Regions from separate parts of the Homo sapiens genome. Here region 1 is linked to region 2. A link is an interaction called in ENCODE POLR2A ChIA-PET data of the cell type or tissue named here. Cell type or tissue: B cell. All regions are shown on one strand. Each heading gives the region's core, and the rest is flanking DNA. Links, peaks and the distances in the headings are about the cores only.

Evidence for each region. ChIA-PET counts read pairs that join two places held together with the same protein. Peaks named below come from ENCODE experiments on the same cell type or tissue, not always from the same donor. Only the 100,000 strongest peaks of a DNase experiment are listed, where the experiment ranks them.
Region 1: POLR2A ChIA-PET joins it to region 2 with 5 read pairs; 21 of 35 experiments call an interaction of 5 or more read pairs at or near these places.

What each region holds. Positions count from the first base shown.
Region 1 is chr11:129,902,675-129,919,281 of GRCh38, forward strand. It overlaps PRDM10 (PR/SET domain 10), which reads right to left. Exons shown (of 21, transcript NM_199437.2): 14 at 15,865-16,044; 15 at 14,453-14,563; 16 at 12,986-13,186; 17 at 12,030-12,344; 18 at 9,411-9,551; 19 at 7,802-7,982; 20 at 2,964-3,067. Among named protein-coding and RNA genes, the nearest start is that of NFRKB, 15 kb to the left of the region's middle. In B cell, for the core only: no CTCF peak of the experiment used is centred there; no DNase peak of the experiment used is centred there.
Region 2 is chr11:129,985,018-130,001,624 of GRCh38, forward strand. The region is part of intron 1 of PRDM10 (PR/SET domain 10); the gene reads right to left. Among named protein-coding and RNA genes, the nearest start is that of PRDM10-DT, 9.3 kb to the right of the region's middle. RefSeq lists a silencer at 9,435-9,594. In B cell, for the core only: no CTCF peak of the experiment used is centred there; a DNase peak (open chromatin) is centred at 9,494.

The DNA of each region.
Region 1 (16,607 bases), core at 4,284-8,283, 86 kb before region 2:
CACAATAATTGACGACAAAGATAAGCTCCTTAAAGGAGCACCTTAGCAGTTTCACCAAATGATAGAGCGAACAACTTCAGGTACAGTAATTTGCATCATGGTGGTAACATACGTGGCAAAGAAAACATGCCGTTGCAATGCTCCTAATGATTTACAAATTCAGAAAAGATAGTTAACTGTCCATTCGATCTTAAGATTAATACAGAATGGATCCAAGAAGAGATATTTAAAGTCTCCTTGAAGAGGCAGAATGACCCTGAAGACAGGTAGTCAAGTCAATGGTTCTCAGACTTCAGAATTTCAAAAGACCAGCAAAATTTAAAAAAATAATAAATGGAGGCCAGGCATGGTGGCTCACACCTGTAATCCCAGCACTTTGGGAGGCCAAGGTGGGCGGATCACCTGAGGTCAGGAGTTCGAGACCAGCCTGACCAACATGAAGAAACTCCGTCTCTACTAAACATACAAAAAAAATTAGCCGGGCGTGGTGGTACATGCCTGTAATCCCAGCTACTTGGGAGGCTGAGACAGGAGAATCTCTTGAACCTGGGAGGCAGAGGTTGCAGTGAGTTGAGATCGTGCCATTGCACTCAAGCCTGGGCAACAAGAGCGAAACTCCGTCTCAAAATAATAATAATAATAATAATAATAATAATAATAATAATAAATGGTTCCCAAATTTTATTTTGTCAAGTAAGGTCATTTAAAAAAACGCGACCATCAAATAGACATTTTAACACTCAAGAGTACAGGAACAACAGGATCTCAGAATGAAATCCCTTACACTGAATACATTTAGCTTTATGAAAACTTACACATGGTCTTTGTTTTCTTATTTTTCCCCTCATCATGAAAACGTCTTCGTGACGTTCAGCCTGTAGCTGGCTATTTTGTTACATTAACATTTTTAAAGAAATGTGTCTGTCGGTCAGAAGGAGGGTTGGTCAGCTACAGCACAGAGGAAGAGAGACGTCGCAGAGAGACTGTCAGGCAGTAGCCTGTCTGCACTGCCCAGAAAAGAGCCATCGCCAAATACCCATTTGATTCCACTAGGGCCAGATGTTCTGAGTTCACCCCCACCAGACAACGTTCTGATTATGATTGGTTTTTCCACGTGGGGAGGGGGCTGTTTCTCAACCTAGGGTCCATTGACTCCTAGGGGGTCCATAGGTCAGCTGCAAAAAATGCATGAACCCCCAAAAATGGACATTAAATTAGTGTGCACATACACTGTGGCAGGGGGAGAGAAATAACTTTGGCTAAAACCATTCTCAAATGAGTTCCAGGCCAGAAAAAGGTCAAAGTCAATGGGTCCTACAGGGAACAAAAAATGTCCTGATCATGCCAATATGATTATCTCATTTTACATTCGTTACTGTTTTCACTGACAATTAATAGTGTTACTCTGGATTTACAAATCTCTCCTAAGTCTAGTTAATGTGACCTCGTGTGCTGAGAAACAGGTGAGCTCTCAGTATACTAAAAAAAAAAAAAAAAAAAAGGAGAAAAAAAATCAGGTTTTTGAGGCCACAAGACTAGTTAGCTACCCTCTGAAACCTCTTAAGAAAATCTTCCCTTGGTAATATCTCAATATTCCTAGCCATTGAAGAGCATTTTTCCTTTTTTTTCCTTCTAGCTTTATTAAGATATAATTAAACAAATCAACCTGATTAACATATCCATCAACTCATGCACTTACCATTTTATTTTGTGGCAAAAACATTATCTATACTATGTTAACAGTTTTCAAGTACACAATACATTATGAACACAGCCAGCATGCTGTACACAAGATCTCCAGAACTTATTCACCCAGGAGTATTTTTCTTTTTTTTTCTTTTCTGAGACAGAGTCTCACTTTGTTGCCCAGGCTGGAGTGCAGTGGCATGATCTCGGCTCACTGCAACCTCCGCCTCCCAGGTTCAAGCAATTCTCATGCTTCAGCCTCCTGAGTAGCTGGGATTATAGGGATGCACCACCACACCCAGCTAATTTTTGTATTTTTAGTAGAGGCAGGGTTTTGCCACGTTGGCCAAGTTGGTCTTGAACTCCTGACCTCAAGTGATCTGCCTGCCTTGGCCCCCCAAAGTGTTGGGATTATAGGCGTGAGCCACTGAGCCCAGCCAAGAGTATTTTTCTAAATTCACATGTATGTACTCTGTCTTCTAATAACTTAAGAGGCAGGCCAGAACAAACCAGTGAAGATAAAAACAGAAGAAGGAGATACAATCAACATTGTACCTGCCCAACTTAGATAATTTATGGCAATGTTTTTCACTTTCGGGTGGATGAAATGTTTAATACAGCTCCATAATTGATTCATTATATTATTCTCTCCCAACCCAGTTGAGGGCCAATTGTCTTGAGGACTCAATCTTTCCAAGAAGCATATAAAAACGCTCATAAGGGCCAGAAGTGGTGGCTCACGCCTATAATCCCAGCACTTTGGGAGGTTAAGGTGGGCGGATCATGAGGTCAGGAGATCAAGATCATACTGGCCAGCATGGTGAAACCCCATCTCTACTAAAAATACAAAAATCAGTTGGGTGTGGTGGTGCGTGTCTGTAATCCCAGCTACTTGGGAGGCTGAGGCAGGAGAATCACTTGAACCCAGGAGACGGAGGTTGCAGGTGAGCTGAGATTGCACCACTGCACTCCAGCCTGGCGACACAGCAAGACTCTGTCTCAGAAAAAAAAAAAAAAAAAAAAGGCTCATAGGGATGGAGATAGGACCATTACAGTTATTAATTGAACAGATATTTATTGAGCATTTGCTATATCCTAGCCTCCTGGACAGGGCACTGAGGATAAAGTGATAATGCCCAAGACCTAGCTTTCAAAGAATTCATCATCTACTGTGAGAAAACAGAGTAAGCCAATCATTACGAGATAAGTGGTGATAAGAGTTACTATACAGCACCACAGGTTGGACAGGAAAAACCCGACCGAGTAGCGTAGCTTACCGAAGTAACCGCCTTCACCTGGCCAGTAGTAACTGGAGTTGCCACACCACTGTCTGTAATCACAAACTGACCCGGAGGAAGCGTCATCATTTGAATCTCAGATGCTAAAAAACAGGAAATATTCATAGTTCAGTGGTCTCAGATTTTAACACAAGTCTTAGAAACAAAAACATAACCAGTAGCCACAGTCCGCACTGATTTGCTTGCCATGAGAGTCTCACAATGATGTGATTTCTTGGTGCCGTGAAAGCATCTCTGCTACGAATTGAGAAGAGCCTGGTACGCAGATACCCAGTGTCAGAGACAATCAGTGCATTCCCCTTCAAATGTGGCTTCTCAATATCCACAAAGACAAATACTCAACAATTTTTAAAACCTTGAAATACGTCACAAAGAGTTACCTTTTAAATCAATATTTTTATCTTTTATATTCAGATTTGAATTTGTGACACAAATGTATCCACACTTGGCAATTATAATTTAATCCAACTTGAATTTTATTTCACCACCAGTGTTATTAGAGCAAATTAAAAATAAAGCCCACCCTAGCATCTTGTTGATGGTCTCTAAATAACATTTTCTACTAAAAGGAATGAGAGTTTCTTGGGAAAATGGCTGATTCCAGACCTGGGCAGAAAGCTTGTGAGACAGTTGTGGGGCATCGTGTCTTCCCAGCACACAAGACGTGACGAAAGGCTATCGAGGCATGTGAGAATAACGCAGGAGCCAGTTAGAAGAGGCTCCTACAAACCAGAGAGGGGATCACTCGAGCATGGGTAAGGATCACACCTGCAATCGGCTGAAACACACCAGGCGTTGAAATCCAGGGGTCCATAACCACCATAAGACGTGCACACACAACCCTATCACCTTGGATAGCATAAGAAATCAATTCATTTTGTGAAAACTGGTAAACAAAGGAAATGAATCAGGTATTTAAAGTGTTTATCCTGCCTTTCTTGTACAAACTGTAACTGAGAGTAACTTGGTAGTGAAGGTAAAATTTTTTTCTTTATAAAAGTTTTCTAGCTAATTAATGAATAAGGTGCTAGAATCATGGCCAGGCACATGGACTCATTCCTGTAATCCCAGCACTTTGGGAGGCCAAGGCAGGCGGATCACTTGAGGTCAGGAGTTTGAGATCAGCCTGGCCAACATGGTGAAACCCCATCCCTGCTAAAAATACAAAAATTAGCCAGGCATGGTGGCGGGTGCCTGTAGTCCCAGCTACTCAGGAGTCTGAGGCAGGAGAATCACTTGAACCTGGGAGGCAGAGTTGCAGTGAGCCAAGATCGCACCACTGCACTCTAGGCCTGAGTGACAAAGCGAGACTCCATTTCAAAAAGAAAAAGAAAAAAAAAAAAAGAATATCACGACTTTGCAGCCCTAATGAAATAATGGAGCTAAAGAATAAACATCGATGGCTCCTAACATCACAAGAAGAGAGATGCCTGAACATTATGTGCTCTTGATAGAAGTACACACACCAGCTATGAAGTATCAGGAGGAAAAAAACAAACTGCACCTGAGCAAGCCTGTAGCTCAAATTGCCAGTCTATAGGAAATGAAAGGAACAGAAGAGCACATATTCACTGCTTGGTAACATGGGAATCCCACCAGCAAAATCCAGAATGCGGAAAACAGCACAAATGACCCGGTTTCCTCAACACAGAAATTATAACTTAAAAGAGTGAACACATATTAAAAGAAACTCAAAAGTCATCATCAATTGCAATGTATGGCCCTTATTTGGAACCCAATATGAGCAAACCAACTTTTTTGTTTGAGATGGAGTCTCGCTCTGATGCCCAGGCAGGAGTGCAGTGCCGCGATCTCGGCTCACCACAACCTTCGCCTCCTGGATTCAAGCGATTCTCCTGCCTTGGCCTCCTGAGTAACTGGGACTGTAGGTGCGCACTACCATGCCCAGCTAATTTTTGTATTTTCAGTACAGGCGGGGTTTCATTATGTTGGCCAGGCTGGTCTCGAACTCCTGACCTCATGATCCACCTGCCTTGGCCTCCCAAAGTGCTGGGATTACAGACGTGAGCCACTGTGCCTGGCCAAGCAAACCAACTATTTTTTAAAAAATTTCTGAGACAATCATAGAAATATAAAAACCCTGACTGGGTATTTTAAATATATTTGTGGGTATTAAAGAATTACTGTTGGCTTGGCACAGGGGCTCACGCCTGTCATCCTAGCACTTTGGGAGGCCAAGATGGGAAGATCACTTGAGCCCAGAAGTTTCAAAACCAGCCTGGGCAACACAGCGAGATCTCATCTCTACTAAAAAATTCAAAGGAAAAAAGAATTAGCCAAACATGGTGGTATGTGCCTGTAGTCCTAGCTACTGGGAGGCTGGGGCAGGAGGATGGCTTGAGCCCAGGAGTTCGAGGCTGCAGTGAGCTATGATCACACCACTGTACTCCAGACTGGGTGACAGACAAGACCCTCTCTCTTAAAAAATAAATACAGAAAAAATTACTGTCATTTCTTCTTAGGTGTGATAATGTTGCATGGAGTTGTGTTTTTAAAAAATAGTTTTTTTCAGCTGACCATGGTGGCTTATGCCTGTAATACCAGCACTTTGGGAGCCCAAGGCAGGAGGATCACTTGAGCCCAGGAGTTTGAGATCAACTTAGCCAACATAGTGAGATCTTAGCTCTAAAAAAAAGTTCAAAAATTAGACTACACGTGGTGGCTCACATCTGTAAACCCAGCACTTGGGGAGGTCAAAGTGGGTGGATCACTTGAGTCCAGGTCAAAGCTGCAGGAGCCACGATCATGCTACTGCATTCTCCACCCTGGACGACAGAGCAAAACCCTGTCTCAAATGTTCTTTTTCTTTTAGAGGTAGGTACCAAAATATTTATGGATGAGGTGATATGATGGATCATTATCCAGCTGGAGGATGGGAGATCATGATGGGAGCATATATGAGACAAGGTTGGGTGTAAGTTGGTAACTGCTGAGGCTGGACAATGGGTACAGGATGGTTCGTTACACTCCTCTCTCTACTTTTATATATTTTTACATTTTTCCCTAATAAATTTCAGTCCCAGAATCTTTTCTACAGGTTAGAATGCTAGTTCATCCTATTATTATCATGAATATCTTCATCACTCCACTTTTTTTTTCTTTTTTGAGATGGAGTCTCACTCTGTCACCCAGGCTGGAGTGCAGTGGCATGATCTTTCTGCCTCAGCCTCCTGAGTAGCTGAGATTACAGGCATCCGCCACCAGACGTGGCTAATTTTTTTTGTGTTTTTAATAGAGATGGGGTTTCACCATGTTGGCCAGGCTGGTCTCAAACTCCTGACCTCAAGTGATCCGCCCACCTCGGCCTCCCAAAGTGCTAGGATTGCAGGCATGAGCCACCACGCCTGGCCCGCTCCACTCTCTTTCACAGGAATTACACTGAGTACAGAGGTCAGTCTATTCACCAGATTCTAGTGGTAAGAGAGTCCCTGACTGGAAACTAGACCCAGCCCTCAATGTGACGTCCAATGTTTAAGAGTATAGTTTGTGGCCGGGCACAGTGGCTCATGCCTGTAATTCCAGCACTTTGAGAGGCTGAAGTGGGCGGATCACCTGAGGTCCGGAGTTCGAGATCAGCCTGGCAAACATGGTGAAACCCCGTCTCTACTAAAAATACAAAAATTAGCTGGGCGTGGTGGCGGGTGCCTGTAATCCCAGCTACTCAAGAGGCTGAGGCAGGAGAATCACTTGAACCCGGGAGGCGGAGGTTGCAGTGAGCCGCGATTGTGCCACTGCACTCCAGCCTGGGTGACAGAGCGAGACCCCATCTCAAAAAAAAAAAAAGAATATTGATTGTAAAAATAACTAGACGGTAGAGTTTGAGCCTGACTCCATAGCAAATCTATGTAACATAGCCAAGGATCAATCATGACAAAGACGGGCCCCCAAAAATAAATCAACAGTAGAAGAAAGATCAATACCGACCCTTTCCCTTCTCAGCACCTCTTCCTCCTAGTTTCTACTACTGAGGTCTGTTAAAGTCTACTCCTATTCCTTCCACACCTTCCATGAGAAAGGTCTCATACTTCCTGGCCTGCCCCAAAGCTGTTTCCCCACCAAGGGGTTTACCTGCCCCGACCTCTGTCAGCCAGCCTGCTACTGTTTCCACAGCACGAATCTCAGGGCTTTGGAATCAACGACTCTTCTATCTCCCTCCTTTACTAGATGATGGTCAGCTGCACAGTGGGGTGGTTTAGAGTGGACACTCTGAAGCCAAACTGCCTGGGTTCCAATCCTCTGTTTACTAGCTCTTGGAAAAGTGAGTGTGTGGAAATTGCCTTATCTGTAAAATGCAAATAACAATTGTACTTATCTTATAGGTTGTTGTGAATACTGACTGTGATATATATGGTTCGGAATCATTCCTGGCAATGTAGTAAGAGCTTAATGAAAGCTGGTTAACATTATTATTGTGTGGTGTTACCGATACTAATGAGAATATTAATCTTGGCATAGCCAGTGTCTAGTACAGCGATTGATAGACAGGCATTCTACAAATATTGGTGGAAGGGATGACTCAACATAAGCTATATCCAACTATCTTACTATTTAATTTCATAGCTACATTTCCTCCAGCAATATACCTGACGTTTCGAAAATGTCCTATCAGGGTAGCTCTGTGAAAGCGGAATGCTACACCTTGAGTTTTGTCATGAAACCCATTGAAGTACATTCATAGAGAGTGTAAACAATGGCCAAGAGATACTTTAAAAATCTATCACAAGCTGAAGAAATTATGACACATGGCTGGAGATCCCCCACCCCTGACCGACACGGCATCGTCCCTTCTTACTTACAATAGCCACGGAAGGAATTCCAAGCACTGGGCAGGTACGTGTGCTGCACAGAGGAATTCTGCTGCTGCTGCTGCTGCTGCTGCAGAGCCTGCCCCTGTGTGGAAGAACTGCCCTGGATGTGGGAGGGGCTGAGCCCCTGCTGAGCCTGCTGGGCTGAGGGACTCAACGGCTGCCCAGATACCTGGGGAGAAAGAGAAAGCAATGGTAGGGAATTACGAGCTTCTAATATAGTGAAGACTCACAAATAACTGAAGGAAGTACACCAGACTCATATGAATTATAATACTGAAACTATCGTTGCTATTTTTTTTTTCTTTTGAGATGGAGTTTCACTCTTATTGCCCAGGCTGGAGTGCAACGGCATGATCTCGGCTCACCGCAACCTCCGCCTCCTGAGTTCAAGTGATTCTCCTGCCTCAGCCTCGCGAGTAGCTAGGATTACAGGCATGTGCCAACCCACCCAGCTAATTTTGTATTTTTAGTAGAGAAGGGGTTTCTCCAGGTTGGTCAGGCTGGTCTCGAACTCCCGACCTCAGGTGATCCACCCGCCTCGGCCTCCCAAAGTGCTGGGATTACAGGCATGAGACACAACGCCTGGCCTATCATTGCTATTATTAAAAGTAATATTTTAAATAAGAATAAACTCAATGAAAAGCAAGCATAACTATGAAATTCTAATTTGCTTTCAAAGGATTCTCTACCAGAGTATGCAAAAAAATTAATTTCAATCAACTGTTGGAAAGATAAATGAAAGAAAATATAATTACCTACATTCTATAAGTTTAAAAATAATGGGAGGTGAAGTAACTTGCCTGTGTCACAAAGCTAATCTGGAACACAAAATGAAATGAAACCCAAAGTTCATCGTTTCCATTCACCAGTACTGGCAAATCCCACCTGGCTGGTGGAGTTCAGCACAGGTGGGTGAAGAGGCCCACTCCTGATAACAGGATGAGGCCAGCGCTCTCCAGCCTGCCACACTGCAATCCTGCTCCAAACTACCCTCCCAACTTCCTTTCCAAACATCATTTCCTGTGAGTAATCTAAACAGAATAACCCTGTTTTCTATAAATGTACATTTTCCATTGCAGCATGAGCTTCTTCAGATCAGACTGCCTTCCCCAACGACTATGTCAGAACTGTACCCCTCCTTCAAGACCTCAAAGACCACTTCTTCTAAAAAATGTCCTGGATTCCCTCCTAAACCTAATCTCTCCCTCTCTGAACTCTGAGAACTTATCTATGTATCTCAATTCCAGACTCAAGCATACAAACACAGTAACATAAAATATACCATAATACTCCAGAAAGCCACTGTTCCAAATCATAGAAGCCACTTAGCCATTGCATTTAGAATGAAAGCAAAGACCACTGTTGTTTCTAGGATGTCGTACCACAGGACTCTATGAGGGCAGAAGCAGCTAACAGCTTAATATGTGTCCACAATGCCAATATAAAAATTGGAGGCAAAGGTAAGATCCTTTAATAAAAATCCAAAAATAACAGTAGCTGAGGAGACTAGGTCTGAAGAGAATGTCTTCCCTCTCATTAACTCTGATAATCCCTGAAGCCATGATAACACCTCCAAATAGTCTGTGGAGCAGGGTACCTGGGCGGAGGACGGGGCCGAGGCGGTAGGCTCGCTGACCTGGATGTGCTGCACCTGGATGGCGTGCTGGGGGTAGGGCTGAGGATCATGGAGCTGGCCAACATCCACAGTGGACTGCTGTGACTGGTGAGGGGAAGTGGCCTGGAAGGAGAAAAAACAGGCCCAGAAACCAGACATATATTGATTGAAGTTAAGGGAAATCCTTCCAGAGAAAAGGTTCAGTTAAAAACAATATCCTGGCCGGGTGCAGTGGCTCATGCCTATAAACCCAGCAGTTTGGGAGGCCAAAGCGGGTGTATCGCTTGAGCCCAGGAGTTCGAGACCAGCCTGGGCAACATGGCAAAACCCTGTCTCTACAAAAAATACAAAAATTAGTCAGGTGAATGGCCGGGCGCCGTGGCTCACGCCTGTAATCCCAGCACTTTGGGAGGCCAAGGCGGGTGGATCACGAGGTCAGGAGATCGAGACCGTCCTGGCTAACATGGTGAAACCCCGTCTCTACTGAAAATACAAAAAAATTAGCTGGGTGTGGCGGCAGGCACCTGTAGTCCCAGCTACTAGGGAGGCTGAGGCAGGAGAATGGCGTGAACCTGGGAGGCGGAGCTTGCAGTGAGCTGGGATTGCACCACTGCACTCCAGCCTGGGCGACAGAGCGAGACTCCATCTCGAAAAAAAAAAAAAAATTAGTCAGGCAGCAGGGTGCAGTGGCTCACCCCTGTAATCCCAGCACTTTGGGAGGCTGAGGCGGGGGGATCACTTGAGGTCAGGAGTTCAAGACAAGCCTGACCAATGTGGTGAAACCCTGTCTCCACTAAAAATACAAAAATTAGCTGGGTGTGGTGGCGAGCACCTGTAATCCCAGCTACTCAGGAGGCTAAGGCAGAAGAATCACTTGAACCTGGGAGGCAGAGGTTGCAGTGAGCTGAATTCGTGCCACTGGACTCTAGCCCGGGCAACAGAGCGAGACTCCATCTCAAAAAAAAAAAATAGCCAGGCATGGTGGCATGCCTGTAATCCGAGCTACTGATGAGGCTGAGGTGGGAGGAATATCTGAGCCTGGGAGGCGGAGGTTGCAGTGAGCCATGATTGTGCCACTGCACTCCAGCCTGGGTGACAATAGTGAGACCCTGTCTCCAAAAAAAAAAAAAAAAAAAAACCAAAAACAATATCCCAATATATGCCAACAGAAATAGAAGAATGGAAGGGATTTCAGCTCCAATGCTGCACTCGCAGATAGCCCACACCTAGAACACGCCATACAACAGGATAAAAAAAGAGCGTTTAGAGAAATATGCTTCTCACACATAAGCCACTATTAGATTCTGGAAGAGAAGGAGAGAGAGGGAAGATAGTTCCTGACAATAAGCTGAAAAAGAAGTTGTCAGGAATCAAAAATTTCAGTTACATTTAATGATCTACCCTTTATCAATTAAAAGAGATCAAAGAAATTCGTTTTTAGTTTGTCACCATTAACCCACTATGACAGTGGTTCTTAACCTTTTATATATCATAAACATCTTTGAAAAAGTAGCTAAAGTACAGGCCCTTTTTCTAGAACAATGTACCTATACATCATAATTTACAGGCAACTTCAGGGACTCATATAGCTTCCTCCAAAGCCTGAAGTTAAAAACCCTCCATAAGAAAAACAAGACAAAGAATAGTCAACGACAGTGGCAACTTCCAATTTCCTGTCCCCATGTTAGTTTTAAATTTTCAGAGACCAAATGATTTCAAAGCAACAAGTTTGTTCATTTGTGCCTTGGGGACACTTCTCCTCAGTGTAATTAAATGAAACAATAGTTCTGGGAGAATCACTTTCATTTAGTTCCTTAGTCAATAAGAATGAGTTATTCATTATCTGGTAGAAGGAACACAGTTATACCTCTATACTACAAAGGCACTGACTGATATGCAGAGATTGACTCAATTTTTTTTTTTGAGTCCTGTTCTGTCGCCCAGGCTGGAGTGCAATGGTGTGATCTCAGCTCACTGCAACCTCCGCCTCCCAGGTTCAAGCAATTCTCCTGCCCCAGCTTCCTGAGTAGCTGGGATTACAGGCATCCGCCACCATGCCCAGCTAATTTTTGTATTTTTAGTAGAGACGAGATTTTGCCATGTTGGCCAGGCTGGTCTCGAACTCCTGACCTCAAGTGATCTGCCCGCCTCAGCCTCCCAAAAGTGCTGGGATTACAGGCATGAGCCACTGCGCCCAGCCATCAATATTATGCTTTATGACCTCTCTTTGATATAAGACATTTGATACGCAGGTCGTGATTTATCAAACTGGCTCATTACCAAGCAGCCAACCAGGATGGTTAAAGATAAGGATCAGAAGAGGGTCAGAAACAGGTGCTGTGGCTACTGTCCTGCCACAGCACAGGAGGCTTGTATATGCTGGAACCTAAAATTTCCTGACTACTATAGACAGAAATCTCTTACATTGCTAAGGCCAGAGGCCTCATCAGCCTGAAAGGGGAAGGGGCAGTTGTAAAATGCCCAAGGCTCAGAACTTCCACGCAGAAGGACATTACATAGATCCCAGCCCCAGCTCTGAGAATGAGGTGCTAGTGGCAACACGGCATTCATAAGGCAAAGGGAAACCAAGGCACGCAGTACCGAGGCCACTTGAACCACTTGCAGCTGTATGTGCTGAGGCTGCTGGAGGCCAGACGCCGACTGCGACACAGGGATGTACTGAATTCTCTGGTAATCCCCTTGTGGCGTTCGGTAGTCTGTCGTTAAGGTCTGGGACAGTTCTGTCATTGCTTGGGTGAGCAGGTCCGTCGTCACCACAGTCTCTCCAGTGGCGCTGTCTGTAGTCAAAACCGCTGGGGTGGCACTGATCACAGCTGTCGTCAGTGGTGTGTGTATGGTGTTGGAGAGCTGGGCGAACTCTGGATGCTTCTTTCGAATGTGCTGGACCATCTTGGTCTGAAAAAGCAAGGCAAAAAACAAGAATAATTATTAGAATTTGTGATTTTCCGTTTTTCTCATATGTAAATCCTCCAAAGATTCCTAAAGTCTTTTATGTCTTAAAAAAAGAAAAATCAGAGCAACACTGACTCTATGCCTGTACTTCCTGGGGTAACATAATGCTATGAAAGCAGGGAAGAGGGTGGGGAAGAAGTAAAACCTCACCTGACCTCACACCATCAGCAAGGTCTCAATACCCCCCCCAAATAGTACCTGCAGCAATCAATCACAATCCCCCCAGCCAAAATGACCTCCTTTGTAAAGCCACCACGTAACTTTCTATGTGGTGCTTCCAAAAGCCTGAACTCACCAACTGCAAGCACAGAACATTCAAACGTGAGGCCCTCCGCAGGCCAAGGGAAAAGGAAAACAGCCAGCTGCTCGGGCTGCTGTACGGCACTAATTCTGGGGAGGTCCACAGTATCCTCTTTCCATTCTCTGCTGTGCTCTCTGTTTACAGTGACTAGGACAACATCTCTTTCAGTCCCCCGTCAACTCAGAAGGAGCCATCCAGGCCATGTGGATGAGAAGCCACCTTTCCTTAAGAGATTCCTCGCATGGCGGTTTTGACCTTAGCTTTAGTCAGAAACTCCCCCTACCTTGCTGCTGTACTGCTTGGAGCAGTGGGGACAGCAGACGGGAGGGGTGGCGATGGTGCCCGTCAGCTGGGTGTGTGTGCTCAGCATGGGGTCTGGCTCTCCAGGACCAGCGGGTCGGAGCTTCCGAATGCTCGGTGGGAGCTCTGCTCCTGGGTGGTTCTTCAGAATGTGGGCTTTGCGCTTGCTGGCACTTTTATAAACCTGCAAATGTAAGCGCCTTGCCATGAAAGCAGTATACAGTTCCACTTTCTTGCTTAAAGCAAACTAACAATTTCATTATAAGAAAATGAGGAAAAGTATTCATGTAGCCCCAAATAAAATATATTAATATGTATATTAACAGATCTATTGAAGAGCAAGGATATACTACAAATTAGAATAAAATAAGAACATAATGTAGATATGATAGGTTTCTTTCTTTAATCTATAAATCTAAGATAATAACTGTGAAAATACCCTTTATCCTAAAGTTTAAAATTTGGATATGATACACAGACAGAGGAAGATAATTGTTTTTAAGGCCCATCCACCTCATATGAGAGCTGCCTGTGAAAGCTCTCATATGATGTACGCAGCTGAAGACCAGGAGCCAGAGAATCTTCCAAATGGCAACGTCAATAGCAACTGCTATCTATAGTGGGGAATCTATGTTAAAAAATGTTTCTCACTTTTAAGCTGATATAGCTACATTATATAAGGAAAGGATGGCTGGGTGTGGTGGCTCATGCCTATAATCCCAGCACTTTGGGAGGCCGAGGCGGGCGATCACCTGAGGGTGGATCATCCTGGCCAACATGGTGAAACCCTGTCTCTACTAAAAATACAAAAATTAGTTGGGCGTGGGGGCTGGCGCCTGTAATCCCAGCTACTCCAGAGGCAGAGGCAGGAGAATCGCTTGAACCCAGGCGGAAGTTGCAGTGAGCTGAGATCATGCCACTGCACTCCAGCCTGTGTAACAGAGCAAGACTCCATCTCAAAAAGTAAGAAAGGATATTACAGTGGAATAATAAATATATATTCTGTGTCTTTTCTGTAACTACATGAAAATAATGCAATAGTACAAGTAGAGTACTCCACCACAAAGCTTTCCCAACCCCCTCCACCTTATAGAAACCCCAAAACTACCATATATGTTATAGGTCATGATAAATGCTCTCATTTTAGAGCCTAGGAATTTGAAATTAATTCATACACTAAGCACTAGTAATAAACCTCTTCTTGTGTAACAAAAATCACAGAGAGAAGGGACAGTAAGAAAAATGAAGTCAACTATTTCTTAAGAAAAAAATTTGGCTTAAAATAAGGCTGTATTTCTAGTCCTTTCTTGTCTGAATGGAGACTACTGAGAGACAGGTAACCATCTGGTAAGAGTAACAAAAAAATCGTAGTATATATTTATAAATACGGACAAGTCAGCTCTAAGCAGGGAACCCCAGTGGCATACCAATATGAATATTTCCCTTTTACCTTATCGCAATACTGACAAAAGTAATCACGATTGGGTTTTATGATGGGTAGAGTTAACTCTGGCACCTCTTCTATCTTCATGTCTGGGTGTCTCTTCGATAAGTGATTTACCTAAAGGGAAAAGAAAGAACCAATGAGAAAAAGAGACCCCATTAACCAAACAGAAGCTACACGAATGCCTCTGATAATGACCGCCAGAAGCTGGAATTCTCTGAAGCAATGCCCCCAAATAATAAGGCATTTGGCCAGAACCAGGATCACCAGACCCCATCTGATGCCAAAGCACTCACAGTCATGGTTAACAGGAGTTAACAATAATTCACCAAACAATTGAAGGTGACTCACTGTGGTGAATTCAGCCATCAACAGTCTTTGGCTGAAAGAACTACTATTGGAAAAAGGAAAATTACACTGGTATGAATTTCTTTGGTGAGTTCTCCTCATGCAAACCTGTCTTTCATTATTTAATGCCCTAGTCTTACTAAGAACATGGAATGAGATACAGACTAAGGTTCTGAATTTTAAATATTGCTCTATGACTTTCCAGCACCTGGCAGAAATATATTCTGCACCCGTAACAAGGTCAAAATGAGTTGAGAGCAGAGCACTGGCTGTCTGATGCTTCAGCTAACCTGGATGCACATACCCTGCTTTGACGGAAAGCTTCCTTCTACTGCTGTTTGATATCTGGAAAAGAGAGGCATTAAAAGGAAACAGCTGGGGGCTGGGTGCAGTGGCTCACGCCTGTAATCCCAGCATTCTGGGAGGCTGAGGCAGGTGGATCACCTGAGGTCAGGAGTTTGAGACCAGCCTTGCCAAAATGGTGAAACCCCGTGTCTACTAAAAATACAAAAATTAGCCAGGCATGGTGGTGGGCACCTGTAATCCCAGCTACTCAGGAGGCTGAAGCAGGAGAATCGCTTGAACCTGGGAGGGGGAGGTTGCAGTGAGCTGAGATCACGCCATTTCACTCCAGCCTGGGCAACAGGAGCGAAATTCTGTCTCAAAAATAAATAAATAAAATAAAAGGGAACAGCTGGGGAGAAGGCAAATACCCCATTAAAAAAATACATTCAGGGACACAAAAGAGGGAACTAAAATAAGGTGAGAGCAGAGATTGAGATGGGTAAAGAAAAACAAAAGTAGTAATGAAAAGTGATTAAAAAAAAAAAAAGAAAAAGAAAAAGACCTCTTACAAGAATTGATCCAAAAAGCAGCAAGAGAGAGCAAAGGGAGACTAGAAAAGACAGAACTCCAAATTGGGAATCGTTTGCCTCTGTTTCTTCCCCTGGACATTGACAAAACCATTGATCGATATAACTTAGGACACAATGCAACACAAACGTCACCATCATCGACAGCAATGAGGTATGCTGGGAAGACAGAGGAACCCGCAGCCACTGGGCACTGACCAGCATGCCGCGCCGCCGGAAGCCCATCATGCACAGGCGGCACTTGAACGTGAAGCTGTCGTAGTCTGTGGACGTGATGCGGGGCTTGAACGTCTTGGAGCGGCTGATGCGGTCGGCTTTCTTGGCCTCCCTCTCAGGATTATGCATCCTCTGCATGTGTTCCCGTAGTTTGTCTTTTCGCTATTTGGAGAGTATTTTTGAAAACGGGGTAGACACGGGGGTAGAAAATTTTTAACTGAAGGGATCATTTTAAAAATCAATACAAATTAGCAGTCACCACAAGCCTCCAAGAGACATTTGAGTTGCTGGAACACTAGGACGCAGACATGTTAAAAGTGGCTGGGAGTTACTCTGTTCACTAGCAAATATGTGCATTCCAATGAACCTTGGTTTAAAATGACCATTAAATAGGAAAGATACATACCGACTTTTGAGAATAAAGACTGTGCATTTATGTAGAGGAGATTAAAGAGAACACGGAACAAGCCTGGCATAAAAGAACTTCAGACAAATTGATAACAGGTAATATTAGATTTTAGAAGCCAGTGTAGGCCGGGTGTGGTGGCTCATGCCTGTAATCCTAGCACTTTGGGAGGCCGACAAGGGCGGATCACCTGAGGTCAGGAGTTTGAGACCAGCCTGGCCAACATGGTGAAACCCTGTCTCTATGAAAAATATAAAAATTAGCTGGGTGTGGTGGCACACGTAATCCCAGCTACTCAGGAGGCTGAGGCAGGAGAATC
Region 2 (16,607 bases), core at 7,586-11,585:
GTGCACTACCTGTCCTCCTGCTGGAAGGCCGCTGCAGGAGCATCACCTCACTGGAGCTGATGAGGGAGTGTCCCCAGCACCTGCAACCATGACCGGCCCAGGAGGCCATCTGGAATGAATATAGTGCAGTCTTCTGCTTAGGAGCTAATTTGTTACTTCCCAAAACCCTCTTAGGATGAACTCTCATGAACAAAAAACAGTATTGCCATTAAAAATAATGGTATTTAACTGTTCCACAGCTAAGAAAGTGTGTGTGTGTGTGTACATACATATATATAGATATGTGTATATATATCTCAATGTTTATAACTGAATTTTAATGAGCTGAAAAGAACAAACAACACTATGGGGGGAAAATGCAATTGATAGATGACATGATCTCGTACAATACAACTGTCAAGGGACATGGAACTCAGCTGCTCCCAAGCCACACAAAATCAAAACCAGTCTTTGTGAATGCAAAGAACGCACTGTAAGTCAAATATGGTATTGGGCAGGGCACAGTGGCTCATGCCTGTAACCCCAGCACTTTGGGAGGCCGAAGTGGGAGGACTGCTTGAGCTCAGGCGTTTGAGACCAGCCTGGTCAGTAGGGCAAGACCCTGTCTCTACAAAAAGTTAGCCAGGTGTGGTGGCATGCATCTGTAGTTCCAGCTACTCAGGAGGCTGAGGTAGGAGGATCACTTGAGCCTGGGAGGCAGTTTGCAGTGAGCCGAGATTGTGCCACTGCACTCCAGCCTGGGTGACAAAGACAAACCCTGTCCAAAAAAAAAAAAAAAAAAAAAAAAAAAAAATATATATATATATATATATATATGTATATATAGTAATAAAAGAAATTCTTTAATAAGTCCAATTCTTATAACCCAAGGTATAGATCTTGAGGTTCATATGTAGTCTCTGAATATTTTCATATTCATGAGCTGTGGCCCTCCCATACCAATGCTGCAAGATTAGTCCCAGTGCTTCCGTTCTTAGTGTACACAGAGGTGTTGGGCTCGTGGTGGATTAACAGCAGGCTCATGGTGGTGTGGCAGAGTCTGGGGTGTGTGGTTCTGCAACCAGAATGTAGATCTCCTCCTCGCCCTGTGCCTCCAACCTGTATTAGTTAATGGAGGGGGCAGAGGCTTAGGATGGCAACAAGAATGGTTGGAAATCACACATAGTGCTCCCTTGTGTAGCAGGCTGTGGCAAGTCCTTGTGGCTTAGGATGGCAACAAGAATGGTTGGAAATCACACATAGTGCTCCCTTGAGTAGCAGGCTGTGGCAAGTCCTTATGTCATAGCTGGGGCCTTAACATGACCTTCTAGCAGCCTGCTACTGACCAGACTTGCTCCTCCCCACCTCTAACGCTGTTGTGTGAATTTCGTTTGCTTTGGGTTTTTTTTCGAGACAGGGTCTCACTCTGTCGCCCAGGCTGGAGTGCAGTGACACAGTCTTGGCTCACTTTCAAACTCTGCCTCCCAGGTTCAAGCAATTGAACCTCAGAAACACGAGTAGCTGGGACTACAGGCGTGCAGCACCATGGCCGGCTAATTTTTTTGTATTTTTAGTAGAAACGGGATTTTGCCATGTTGGCCAGGCTGGTCTCGAACTCCTGGGCTCAAGCGATCCACCTGCCTAGGTCTCCCAAAGTGCGTGAGCCACTGCACCAAGTCTGCTGCATGACTTTGCGTGGAGGGCAACAGATCTCTAGGGTCGGGGGCCTGGATTGAGACTCCTCAACTGCCAGCTCCAGCTCCATGACCCAGGTGAGGGAAGTTACTTTTCAAGGCATCAAGACTTCATCTATAACATGGTTACAGCAGGACCAATAGTTCCAATTCCCTAAGGTAGAACTATGAAATAAATGAAGTACACTGTGCAAATGAAAACCCACACCTGGCCCATAGGAACACTCAACAGTGCTCATTGTTGTGGTTTTTGTATTTATTAATATATACTTATTAATTCTCCCTATCAATTCATGTTCATTCCCAGGGTTAAAAGGAATAAGAATAGCCAAATGAAAATAAGCACCTCAAGTTCTTGTCTGCTATTGTGCAGTCAAAATATACCTGAAATTCAAATCACACAGATTATAAACTCTCCACTAATAGGGAAGGTTTGTCCAGCTAAGAAAAATTACAGCATATTGTAGCTTCAGAATAATACTTTTATTGGCCTCAATTTCAGCAAAATATTGATCTATATCCTTTATTGTTTGGAGAGCTTCAAACAATAAAGGCAACAGCTTTCCTGCCATGTCAACAAACCACACAAAACTGCCTTTATTAATGATACTCTGGTTTCTATTATGCTTATTTTTGTAGTGCCTTTTCATCTTTTCAATTTCATTCAAAATTCTGATATGGCAACAGATAATAACCACTGTGGGTAAGGATGAGGAGAAACTGGAACCCTCATACACTACTGGTGAGAATGTAAAACACTGCTGCCAATATGGAAAACAGCCCGGCAATTCCACAGAAGACTAAACATAGACACACCAAATGACTGAGCAATTCCTCATCAAGATGTAATAAACCCAAGAGAAATAAAAGCATATGTCCCTAAAAGACTTGTACATGAATGCTCACAGTGGCATTATTCATAATAGCTAAAAAATGGAAACGATCCAAATACTCATCAACTGATAAGTGAAGAAAATATGGTATATCCATATAATGGAATATTATTTGACCATAAAAAGGAATGAAGACGCCGGGTGTGGTGGCTCACGCCTGTAATCCCAGCCCTTTGGGAGGCCGAGGCAGGCAGATCACGAGGTCAGGAGATCAAGACCATCCTGGCTAACACGGTGAAACCTCGTCTCTACTAAAAAACACAAAAAATTAACTGGGCGCAGTGGCAGGTGCCTGTAGTTCCAGCTACTCGGGAGACTGAGGCAGGAGAATGGCCTGAACCCAGGAGGCGGAGCTTGCAGTGAGCCGAGATAGCGCCACTGCAGTCTGGCCTGGGCGAAAGAGTGAAACTCCGTCAAAAAAACAAAAAAGGAATGAAGAACTGGTACATGCTACATACAACATGGATGAACCCTGAAAACATTATGCTAAGTGAAAGAAGCTAGTCACAAAGAAATACACATTGAACAATTCCATTTATGTAAAATATTATATGAAATATTAATTTGCAGAATAAGCAAATTAATAGACACAAAAAATAAACAGTGGTTGCCTAGGGATTAGGAGGAGATAGAAAAATTAATGGTGACAGCTAAATGGTTCAGGAATTCTTTTGGAGGTTATAAAAATGTTCTAAAATTGATTGTGGTGACAGTGACAGCTGCACAACTCTTTGAATGTATTAAAGCCATTGAATTGTACATTTTATTTTTAAATTTTTATCTATTTATTTGAGACCGGGTTATGAGACTGGCAATTTTTATATTGTGGGTAGAGACGGGGTTTCGCCATGTTGCCCAGGCTGGTCTCGAACTCCTGGGCTCAAGTGATTCACCTGCCTCGGCCTCCCAAAGTGCTGGGATTACAGCCATAAATCACCGCACTTGGCTGAACCATATACATCTTAAATAAGTGAACTGCATGGTATGTAAATTTTATTTCAGTAAAGCTGTTCTTAGAAAAAAAAAAAAGAGGAGATGTTAAGTCAATGCAAACTTTTTTTTTTGAGACGGAATCTCGCTCTGTTGCCTGGGCTGGAGTGCAGTGGTGCAATCTCGGCTCACTGCAAGCTCTGCCTCCCAGGTTCACGCCATTCTCCTGCCTCAGCCTCCCGAGTAGCTGGAACTACAGGCGTCCGCCACCACACCCAGCTAATTTTTCGTATTTTTAACAGAGACGGGGTTTCACCGTGTTAGCCAGGATGGTCTCGATCTCCTGACCTCGTGATCCGCCCGCCTTGGCCTCCCAAAGTGCTGGGATTACAGGCGTGAGCCACTGCGCCCGGCCAAGTCAATGCAAACTTTCTAGAAATATCCAGAGGCAAGAGAAACTGAGGGCATGCTTAGGGACCAGTAACTATGAGAGAGACAAGCCTCAAACAGTAGTAAGGATGGGGCTATAAAAGACCACAGGGAAAGTAGAAGAATTTAAACTTTATTCAATTGGTCTACAGTTCCCACACTTCATGAACTGGTTGCACCAGAGTAACATAGAAAGCTAGGTGAAAGACAAATTCCAGGCCAGCACAGTGGCTCACTCTGTAATCCCAGCACTTTGGGAGGCTGAGGGGGGATGATGGCTTTAAGCCCAGGAGTTCGAGGTTGCAGTGAGCGGTGATCATGCCACTGCACTCTACCCTGGCCAACAGCAAGACCCTGCCTCTGGGAGGGAAAAAAAAAAGTCATTGAGCATGCATGTTTCTCAGCTATGAATAATGAATTTAGAAAGCTTCAAGCACACATCCTCCAGCTCCCTTCTGAACAGCAGTATTCGGTCACAAGACAGCTGGTGGGGGATACAGATACAATGTAAAACCCTGTTTCACCCATGCACCCAACACTATTTAGCCCCAATATCTCAAGCTCTTTTATTGAATTAGCCAGTGCAGTAATTAAGTAGGAGACTTTCAGGTGGGTCTTATGTGGCCTGAAAAGCTTTCCTTCCAGATGGTTCTGGGTGGTACCTATGACTCAACAAATCACAAACCCAAGTTGTTAGGATAAACTCCTGGTTAATGTATAGAGGCACAATCTTAAGTAGTAAGCTGTTTCCTCAATAAACCCATGTGCTTTAAAATGTTTTAACTAGGGAAAACTTTTTAACTTATTAAAATTGCTTAGAGGAAAATCATTCTAGAGCATAATTTTCATAATTTAACACTACAATATGTAATATAAAACAGTGTAACTACTCGTTCACTCTACGACTCCTGAAACATACAGTCTTTAGTTCAAACAGACTGAACCAAGCCTCAGACACAAGATTAAGAAGAAAACTCAGGCCGGGCACGGTGGCTCATGCCTGTAATCCCAGCACCTTGAAAGGCTGAGGCAGGTGGATCACCTGACATCAGGAGTTCGAGACCAGCCTCAGCAATATGGCGAAACCCCATCTCTATTAAAAATTCCAAAAACTGGCCAGGCATGGGGCGTGGTGGCTCACACCTGTAATCCCAGTACTTTGGGAGGCCGAGGCAGGTGGATCACAAGGTCAGGAGATCAAGACCATCCTGGCTAACATGGTGAAACTCCGTCTCTACTAAAAATCCAAAAAATTAGCCAGGCATGGGTGGCGGGTGCCTGTAGTCCCAGCTACTCGGGAGGCTGAGGCAGGAGAACAGCATGAACCCAGGAGGCGGAGCTTGCAGTGAGCTGAGATCGAGCCACTGCACTCCAGCCTGGGTGACAGAGCGAGACTCCACCACAAAAAAAACAAAAAAAAATTCCAAAAATAAGCCGGGCGTGGTGGCGCATGCCTGTAATCCCAGCTATTCAGGAGGGTGAGGCCTAAGAATCACTTGAACCTGGGAGGTAGAAGTCGCAGTGAGCAGAGATGGTGCCACTGCACTCCAGCCTGGGTGACAAAGTGAGACTTTGTCTCCAAAAAAAAAAAAAAAAAAAAAAAGCAAATTGATACCATACTGGTTTGAAGTAATTCCCTTTATATCCAATTCACACTCCCTATAAACACGTTAATGTGGTCCTCACCTGTTTTTATTATCATTATTTTGTAGAGACGGAGGTCTAGCTATGTTGCCTAGGCTGGTCTCTAACTCCCGGCCTCAAAGTGATCCTCCCACTTCGGCCCCCCAAAGTGCTGGGATTTATAGGCATGAGCCACTATGCCCGGGTCCTCACTTTTTCCTCACTTTTTTTTCATTTTCAGTTTCTCATACCTTTAAATATGAAACACAGATGGTAGAAAAATAAGTATTTTATTAAAGACAGTGAGCTCAGATAGACAACATACTGACATTTTATTGCCTTCATAAAAACTCCGTCTCACTGGCATATAATGAAGACCTACAAGCTACCAAATTTCAACCTCCTCCATCTTAATAAAACCACCACCGTAGGACTATGTTCACTGGTCTAGGATTCAAAGGTACCTTCCATTAGCTGAGGCATTTCTTGAAGTGGAAAAAGAATGTGAAGGCAAGCAAATCACAGGCTCACTGCTAACATAAAGTGGGATAATGTCTGTTACAATGTGGCTCAATAGTATAGAGTATAATGCAAATGTTAATAATTATTTAAATTGTGAGGACCATAGGCTGTTTTAGATCATGAAGGTGTCTCATCCAGAAAAGACTTATTCTCAATTAAAAGATATTTTAATACATTTTCATTATTAAACAATTGTTTTGGGAATAGATCACTCTTAACTGCAGGCTTGGGTTCTCTCTTAACTGATGTATTTCACCAGAAAATATGTAAAGTTCAACTTCAAATTGACAAAATTTTAAAACTATGTGATTAGCAGCTGGGCGCAGTGGCTCACACCTGTAATCCCCGCACTTTGGGAGGCCCAGGTGGGCAGATCACCTGAGGTCAGGAGTTCCAGACCAGCCTGGCCAACATGGTGAAACCCTGTCTCTACTAAAAATACAAAAATTAGCTGGACATGGTGGCGGGCACCTGTAGTCCTAGCACTTTGGGAGGCCGAGAGGGGTGGATCACCTGAGGTCAGGAGTTCGAGACCATCCTGGCCAACATGGTGAAACCCCATCTCTGCTAAAAATACAAAAATTAGCTGGGCGTAGTGGCACGCGCCTGCAATCCCAGCTACTCGGGAGGCTGAGGCAGGAGAATAGCTTGAACCTGGGAGGAGGAGGTTGCAGTGATCCGATATCGCGCCACTGCACTCCAGCCTAGTGACAGAGCGAGACTCCATCTCAAAAAAAAAAAAAAAAAGTAACCGGCCTGGTGGCGGGTGCCTGTAATCCCAGCTACTCGGGGAGCTGAGACAGGAGTATCAGAGAATCGCTTGAACCCAGGAGGCAGAGGTTGCGGCGAGCCAAGATCACGCCACTGCACTCCAGCCTGGTGACAGAAAAAATAAAAATACAAAAATAAAAACTATGTGATTAGCATTTTCTTCCGCAGGAGACACAAAATAGAAGCATTCCTGTTTAGAAATCTTAGCCATAACTATTCTTTGTAAACGCTTAACCAGACCATTTCACTCAGGTGTACCTACAACATGTTAGCTTCATTTGCAAATTCCCTGAAGGAATTAAAGACCACAAAAATAGAATCCTTTAACAGATGCAGCTCTTTATTTTAAAAATCAGTATAATCATAGTCCACCTGATTCGAAATGCATTCTGTGGAAATTCAATGTTACTTAAGTAAACAGCTAGTGGAACAGTAATAATTATAGCTACAGGCATTTATGGAGCACCTATCCCGTGCCAGGCACTGTCAGATGTCCTTTAAATACCTGATCTCAATTAACCCTCACCACAACCAAGAATGATTAATTCTCCAAGGTCACAGTGCTGATAAGAGGAATTTAAGCCCAGATTCCTTTTACTACAAAGCTTGAAGCTCTTTCCCCTGTTTGCCACAACAGCTTTCATCCTAGGCAAAGTGGCCAGGACCCGAGCATGGTTTCCACCTGCTGTTGTAGCCGTGCTCTCCCACCAGATGACGCAATCACCAGGTTAGACTTGATCTCGAGGGAACCAGAGGAGGTTGTAATTCACTACACCCACAAACAGATTTAACTGAGCAAATTACTCAACAGCCAGAGTTGAGGTAACTACAAAGCTGTGATGAAGGGCTCCCATTGTAAAAATTCAAATAATTTTTTAAAACACAAGAATACTTATTAAATGCCTATTCTGTTTCCAGCATTCTTTTAGGAACTGAAGAAGACATTGGATGGACTATATAAACATTCAGCACAGAAGGAAAATATAAATAACATTTATTCACCATTGTTCTAGAAACAAAGCTACCTGTGTGTTCAGAACACAACACAGCAGTCCTGAAATAGTAATTGAATCAGTATTATGAAAATAAATTACTCCAAATACTTTTTCTAGTTCTCTCAGGCACATGCATTTCTCTAATATTGGAACTGCTGGTCATTAAAGTATGCATGTTTTGGACTTTCTTGATAATACTGTTTTCCAAGGTAGTCATATGAATTTATATCTGTACCAGCCATCTATGAAAGTCCCTACTGTTCAACATCCAACTTTAATTTAGGTATACAGTGTTCTGGCACTGTGGCTGAAATGTGCATTTCCTTCATTAACATGGTTGAACACCTTTTCATGTTTATTAGACATTTGGATTTCTCCTTTTCTGAAGTGGCTGTTCAAGACTTTTGCCCATTATTCTATTAGTGCCTGTAGCATCTTGTTTAAGAAATGTTTCTCTATACTAAGGTCATGAGTATCTTCCTATATTAATTCTAAAAGTGTTATTGTTTTGCCTGCCTTTCTGCCATGCCTCCAGGTCATAAATCAAGTGTCTGGCTATGCATAATACTGTTTCTGGACTCCATATGGTGTTCTATTGGTCCATCATTATTAGCCTACCCAGTGCCAATATTACACTATCTTTTTTTTTGAGATGGAATCTCGTTGTGTCGCCCAGGCTGGAGTGCAGTGGTGCGATCTCGGATCACTGCAAGCTCTGCCTCCTGGGTTCACACCATTCTCCTGCCTCAGCCTCCCGAGTAGCTGGAACTACAGGCACCCGCCACCACACCTGGCTAACTTTTTGTATTTTTAGTAGAGACGGGGTTTCACCATGTTAGCCAGGATGGTCTTGATCTCCTGACCTCGTGATCCACCCGCCTCGGCCTCCCAAAGTGCTGGGATTACAGGCGTGAGCCACCGCGCCTGGCCCAACACTATCTTAATTATTATAACTCTTCTTGATCTCTAGCAGAGGTTTTCCTAACTTTTCTTTTTCAAAGTGTTTTGCCTTTTCTTGGGCCTTGGCAAATGTTTTAGAATCAGCTTGTCTAATTTTTTTAAATGTGGGATTACATTAGATCTATAAATCAGTTTCCAGAAAATTGACACATTTACAATATTGAATCTTCCACTCCTTGAGCCACTGTGCTCTTCATTTATTTAGGTTTTATTTAAAGCCACTCAATAAAGTTTTAGAATTTTCTATATCTGTTATAGTTTATAACCATTTAAAACCATGAATCTGAAAAAAATATATTTTGTAAATGATGTATAAGTTTTTGGTGAGATACCTAGAGCTTGGGATAAGTATATATAAGTATGAAAATAAACTGGGGCTGGGTGCAGTGGCTCACACCTGTAATCCCAGCACTTTGGGAGGCCGAGGCGGGTGGTCAGGAGTTCGAGACCAGCCTGGCCAACATGGCAAAACCCCATCTCTACTAAAAAAAAAGTACAAAAATTAGCCAGGCGTGGTGGTGGGTGCCTGTAATCCCAGCTACTCAGGAGGCTGGGGCAGGGAGAATTGCTTGAACCCAGAAGGCAGAGGTTGCAGTGAGCCGAGATCGCACCACTGCACTCCAGCCTAGGTGACACAGCGCAACTCTGCCTCAAAAAAAAAAAAAAAAAAGAAACGAAACTGGTGGTGGTGGTTTGCACCTGTAACCCCAGCTACTCGGTTGGCTGAGACAGGAGGATGGCTTGAACCCAGGAGTTAGAGACCAGCCTTGGCAACACAGTGAGACACTGTCTCTAAAAAAATTAAAAAATATTAAAAAGTTAACATAAAATTTCTTTTTTTCTTTCTCTTTTTTTTGAGACAGAGCCTCGCTCTGACGCCCAGGCTGGAGTACAGTGGCACAATCTCAGCTCACTGCAATCTCCGCCTCCTGGGTTCATGCCATTCTCCTGCCTCATCCTCCCGAGTAGCTGGGACCACAGGTGCCCACCACCATGCCCGGCTAATTTTTTTTGTATTTTTAGTAGAGACAGGGCTTCACCGCGTTAGCCAGGATTGTCTTGATCTCCTGACCTCGTGATCCGCCTGCCTCGGCCTCCCAAAGTGCTGGGATTACAGGCGTGAGCCACTGCGCCTGGCCAACATAAACTTTCTTAAAATGTATAAATGAAACAAAGTTCATCAAAGTCCAATTACTATGACATAATTTCATTTTAATTCCAGAATTACTGTTTTGTAGTAATGTAACATCTCACACTTCCACAGTACTAAAGTACTTGAGAGAACTTGCATGTCACATAAAGTGGTGTCCAAATATTACCATTCATGGGTCCTTATATTTATCCAGTGATAAAGTACTTACACAGTCCGGAATAATTTTCAATTCATCAACTTCAAGAGAAAAAGAATGAAGGAGAAGATGAATACATGATGGAAGAGACTGAAACCTTATTAATATACATCCCCTGCCTGGGGCTGAGGATACAGACCCTTTTCTCCCATGCGCTCTGACCCCTCTCCCATACTTGCATAATTCCCTGACCTCTACCTACTTTCTCTCCTTTGCAAAATTGGACACGGTTCTGTCAATATTCTGTGTTGAAGACTAAACGTAAACAAGTGTCTCAGAGAGGACAGTTAAAAAGTCAAACAAAGAGCAATAATTAGTTAAAGGAATGATAGCTAGTCCCTATTAGAAGGACATTCTATTAAGACTGCCTGTAATCATGGTTTGTGGAAAGACTGAAAATAACCCCCAATAAATTGGCCTCAAAATCTTCAAGCAATTCTAAGAAAATGGTAGAATTTGCACACAAAAATAAGAATCTTGAAAAAAAAAGGCGGGGGAGAGGGGCAGGGGCCGTAGCGCACGCCTGTAACTCCAGCACTTTGGGAGGCCGAGGCAGGCCGATCACCTGAGGTCAGGAGTTCAAGATCAGCCTGGCCAACATGATGAAACCCCGTCTCTACTAAAAATACAAAAATTAGCCGGGTGTGATGGCGGGCTCCTGTAATCCCAGCTACTTGGGGGGCTGAGGCAGGAGAATCACTTGAACCCAGAAGACGGAGGTTGCCGTGAGCTGAGATCATGCCACTGCACTCCAGCCTGGGCAACAGAGCGGGACTCTGTCTCAAAAACAAAAGAAAAGAAAAGAAAAAGAAAAAAAAAGGGAGGAAAACTTTACAAACAACTTCAAGTATTTTAATTCACTCACTTATCCCTCAAAACATTTTAGAATCCAGTAAGTAAAAGGCACTCATTTATACTGCATTCTACGTGAGGGGGCTAAAAATCACCTGTAGCTTCCAGAAATTTAGAATCTGTTTGGGAAGCAAGAAATAAGCACAAATAATTGGAGTACAATACAACGTAAGCACTGAATGTTACTGTTATAAAGCAGTACAAAATCCTGCAGGACCTTCAGAGACAAAAAGGATTACTTTCAAATGAGATGGTCTTGACACTTCAACAAGGGCGGTGTGGGTTCAGCTTGCTCTGGTACAGGGGATGGCGAGCCACAGCCCGCAGGCGGCAGACACCTGTTTTTGTGCAGCCTGTGAGCTAAGAATGGTTGTTACATTTTAAAATATTTGAAAAGACTCAAAAGAAGACTATTTCCTGACACAGGAAAGTTATATTAATTGAAATTCCAAGGTCCAAAATAGTTTGTTGGAACACAGCCACGCTCTCACACTCCACAGCAGAGGGGAACCGTTTTGACAGAGACCATATGGCCCACAAAGCCAACAACATTTACTACCTGGTCCTTTAAAAAGTTTTCCAGCCACTGCTCAAGAAGGATGGATAGGATTCTGGCGGGCAGAACTAGGAGAGGAGGGGAAGGAGAGCAGAGAGGAAGAAACATTCCACTTGGGAAACGAAGGTGTGACAGCAGAGAGAGAAAATCCCGAATATTTAAGGAACAGTGGGAAGACCAGTTTGACCGAAGTGGCGGTTCCAAAAGAGATAAACAAGTTTTGAACCATTTAGAACTGTGTGCTTTGTTATTGAGCCATTTATACAATTGTGGTGAGTGATTAACAGGCATCCTCACTTGGAATCTATGAGGTTGATTACTGTTATTATCCCTAGTAATAATTAAGAAACTAGTTGAAAGAGTTGATAAGAAAACCAAGGCTTACAGAAGTAACTTGCCCAAGATCACAGCCAGCAAGCTGAGCACAGCAGTGAACCTCTTTGCCCCTGAGGCAACGCTGTGAATACTACACCATATAAAATCTCCACACAGGGCAGTAAAAGGAAAGGCATCAATAAAGGCAGCTTAGGGCAAAACTGTCAACGGTGCAAACGTGGAAGTAAAAAAATATGGATTTTACGTGTAGGTTATGTTTCTCCAATTGTGTTTAAAAGGACAGTTCTCCCGACTGGGTGCAGTGGCTCACACCTGTAATCCCAGCACTTTGGGAGGCAGAGATGGGTGGATCGCTTGAGCCACAGGAGTTCCAGACCAGCCTGGGCAACGTGGCAAGACTCTGTCTCTACAAAAAATACAAAAATTAGCCAGGCATGGTGGTACACACCTGTACTGCCAGCTACTTGGGAGGCCGAGGTGGGAGGATCACTTGAGCCTGGGAGGTCAAGGCTGCAGTGGGCTATGATGGTGCCCCCGCATTCCTGCGTAGGTGACAGAATGAGGGCCTTTCTCAAAAAACAGAAAAGGAAAAAAAAAAGACAGTTCTTTCACGAGCTGGTCCAAACGGTTCCTTCCACCTTTAGAATCAAAGTATTGTGGTCTTTTTCTAAATCACAGGAGAAAAAAATGTAAGTTCAATGTTCTCAATTTCAGGTTTCTCTTAAACATTTGAAAAATGGTAAATTCTAAAAATCAATGTATTGAATAACAGACCAAGTTTGGGAAAATTTAGCTGATTATGCTTAGCTCAACTTTTTTTAATGGATTATGTGCTTACCAATGTCATTTTATTCTTTTAAGTTCAAATGATCCATTGAATACATTAATTCAGTAACAGTTAACTCAATTATCTGGAAGTGGTTTTGAGATTAAGATATTCTTCAAAATAATAATCATGCTTTTGTGAGAGCTATCATAAGCACTAAAAAAACAGACATCTACATATTAGCAGTATCTTTTCATTCAAATTATAGAAACCAAAAAATATTACATCTTAATGCCACCTGGGAACACCCTACCCCTAGCTGACTAAGGCTGCACTTTTCAAAGAAATATGCAAGCCACATACATAATTTAAAATGTTCTAGTATACATAGTTTAAAAGTAGAAACAGGTGAAATTAATTATAATAGTATATTGCATTTTACCCAGTCTATTCAACATATTGTCATTTCAACATTTAATCAATATTTTATAAATTGAAAGATATTATTTTTTTCTACTAAATCTCAAAATCTGAGTGTATGTATTTCACACTTCACAGCACTGGCCATATTTCAAGTGCTCAAAACCACAGGTGGCTACTAGACAGGACAGCACAGGTCTAAGGGATCTGATTTCTAGAAATCACAGCAGGAAAGAAGCTGTGGAGTACAACTTTACCATCAGTGAAAGTGAAGGACATGGGTTAAAAAAAAAGGGGGGGAGGAGGAGGAGCATTTGACTCCAATATTCTCCTGTTTGCAATAAACGAGAGTTTAACTAAAAAATGAATAGCAAACTACAGCCTATGTTAGCAGACAGTAACCTTTTAGCAATCCATATAAGGTTCTAAACTATTGTGCACTATTGATTTTATAATTGTTTTCACCACATTTTAACTAGTCTTGCTGTAACTATACTTAGGGTTACCCATACCTTCCCTCTTTCCACTCCACTTCCTCACCCGCTCCCCATTCCCTAAACTATTTCAAGTTACAGAAGAAGAATCTACCTTCAGGTGCTTTCTACAACACAAATTTAAAATCTACACAAGGATGGTCAATGGAAAGGCACAGAAAAATTTTGGAAGGTGGACAGAAATGGCCAGAGTGCTCCACACAAGTCTTGAAATGGTGAAATGGTGTAATAACTTTTTTTTTTTTTTTTTTTGGAGACAGGGTCTCACTCTGGTTGCCCAGGCTGGAGTGCAGTGGCGTGATCTCGGCTCACTGCAGCCGCTACTTCCGGGGCTCAGGTGATTCTCCCACCTCATCCTCCTGAGTAGCTGAGACTACAGCTGTGGGCCACCACACCTGGCTAACTTTTTTGTTTTTAGTAGAGGCAGAGTTTTGCTATGTTGGCCAGACTGTTCTCGAACTCCTGGACTCAAGCAATCTGCCTGCCTTGGCCTCCCAGAGTACTGGGATTACAGGTGTGAGCCACCACACCCGGCTGTGTTATAACATTAAGAATAAAAAAGAAAAGAGGCCAGATATTCCTAAGCAGTGATTCAACTAAACCACGTGAACAGTTTAATGCTAGAACAGCGAAGAGATAAGTGTCACCAATGAGGGCCAAAATAAGTCACGAAAAGTTCCCCTCTCACCCTCCTGCCTCTACCTATCCCCCAGGAGAATTTGAGTGGGATCATTCTCCAAAGATTTGGTTGTAGCAAACATTTCTTTTTGGCTCTTTCTAGACACCAGATCGAATTCTCCTTCATTAATCTATTAAAGTACCTATAATAAGTTAAAATGGTAGACAATAAATTCTGCTTGTGAAAAACAAATTGCTGGACTGGGTGTGGCTACACTATCTGGGGTGGGATGTGATGGGAGAAGACTATGTATTTTAGTGGCAATAGGTCAAAGTACATCAGTGTTCAAGTTTAAAACAAACTGAACAACTCAAACACTGCAACAACAGGATGTTTAACAGTTTCTTTTTACCAGATATAATTACGCGGTTACGAGGTGTTTACCAGTGCTTAAAATGAAAAATTGAGGAAACCAAAATTATAGCTCAGTACTTCTCAGCCCTTTGATGAATTATGTTTGTTATCCAGAAGCCTATCCCTATCAATTAGATTACGCTTTTAAAAAGTTACAAGAAATCAAAATATTATAATTCTTTTAGTTCGGCGGACTTCATGATGCCCCCTTCAAATAATGGAAGTAATGAAAGTGCCCAATCATCAGCAAAGTCTTTAGACACCTATTTACGTCTTGTTTTAAAAACTAGATATTAAACCAAGATTATGTCGTTTGTACAAATATTTTATACACACACAAAACCAACTTGAAATACACCAAAGTATCAGCAAAGATTATCTCTGGGTAATTATGGGTTTTGTTTTTTTTCACTCGCTTCTAAATTTTTTTTTTTTTTTTTTGAGACGGAGTTTCGCTCTTGTTGCCCAGGCTGGAGTGCAATGGCCCGATCTCAGCTCACTGTAAACTCTGCCTCCCGGGTTCAAGTGATTCTCCTGCCTCAGCCTCCCGAGTAGTTGGGATTACAGGCGCCTGCCATCATGTCCGTCCAATTTTTGTATTTTTAGTAGAGACAGGCTTTCACCATGTTGGCCAGGCTAGTCTCGAACTCCTGACCTCAGGTGATCTGCCCGCCTCGCCTCCCAAAGTGCTGGGATTACAGGCATGAGCCACAGCGCCCGGCTTAAATTTTATGTTTTCTCCAATGATCACGCATTATTCTTAAAACTAGAAGGAAAAACAAAACAGGCAAGCAGAAACTTAGGTAGTGCCAATCAATTTGGGATTATATTGAGTTGTGCTATCCTTTATACCTCCATAACCTCTAAGTAAAAACCATTCAGAGCCCTTGAAGACAGGAACCTTGCTTTTTCTAAAATATATACTCAATTACATTGACATACAATATATGATTAATATGTGGTGGAGCATGCTACAAAATATTAGAAAAACTAAAAATGAATTCTTTGAAAAAGCAAAACAATTTTGCCTTGCAAAACGAGGAACAGCATAGCAGAGTGGGAGCTTACGGGGTAGAAGGCACAAGACATTTGTCTTGATCCAAAACAAACAAAAATGTAATCCTTTCACTAAACGTCCCTGTTCACTTTAAAATGGTTCATTCTGTGTCAACTTCACCTCAATTTATTGTAAAAGTAAACCTAAAGGCCGAGCGCGGGGGCCCATGCCTGCAATCCCAGCACTTAGGGATGCTGCGGCGGTAGGATTGCTTGAGCTCAGCAGTTCGTAACCATCCTGGGCAAAATGATGAAACCCCGTTTCTACAAAAAGTAGAAAAATTAGCCAGGCGTGGTGGTGCACGCCTGTAGTCCCAGCTACTAGGGAGGCTGAAGCAGGAGGATCCCTTGAGCCCGGGAGGTCGAGTCGGCAGTGAGCCAAGATCGCGCCACTGCACTCTAGCCTGGGCAACCAGAGACCCTGTCTCCTAAATAAACCTAGCAAAGTTCCTTTCTAAATACCCCATATTGAATAAACACTGTTTAAACGCTGCTTTGCCCCCAACCAATCCTAATTTTAAAAAAAAATCTTGTTTTCTCTATTCTAGAACAACAAATAAGTACTGCTCATCAAAGTGGAAGCTATTGTGATGCTGGAATGGTAGGAAGATACAAAAAAAATACAATGTAATAATACACCTTCTTGCCTTACAGCGATGGAGGAGTGATAGAAACAAAGAGAACAGGTCAGAAAAAGAGGCCACAAAACAGTCATGAGTGATTCTGCTGTTTTTAATAAAGGTTAAGTACTGCTAAGTTTAGAGAATTTGGGGTGACGAGACAGGCAAGGTTTCAACAGGCAAAGCAGCAGAATTAGGGCACAGGGCAGAGCTGGGTGGGTCTCATCACACATCTAATCCTCGATGACAGCACAAAGCCACCTCTCCTTGTGCTTAAGTGTACACGCACATTGATTGAAAATGCACTAAAATCCAACTCATCCACCAAG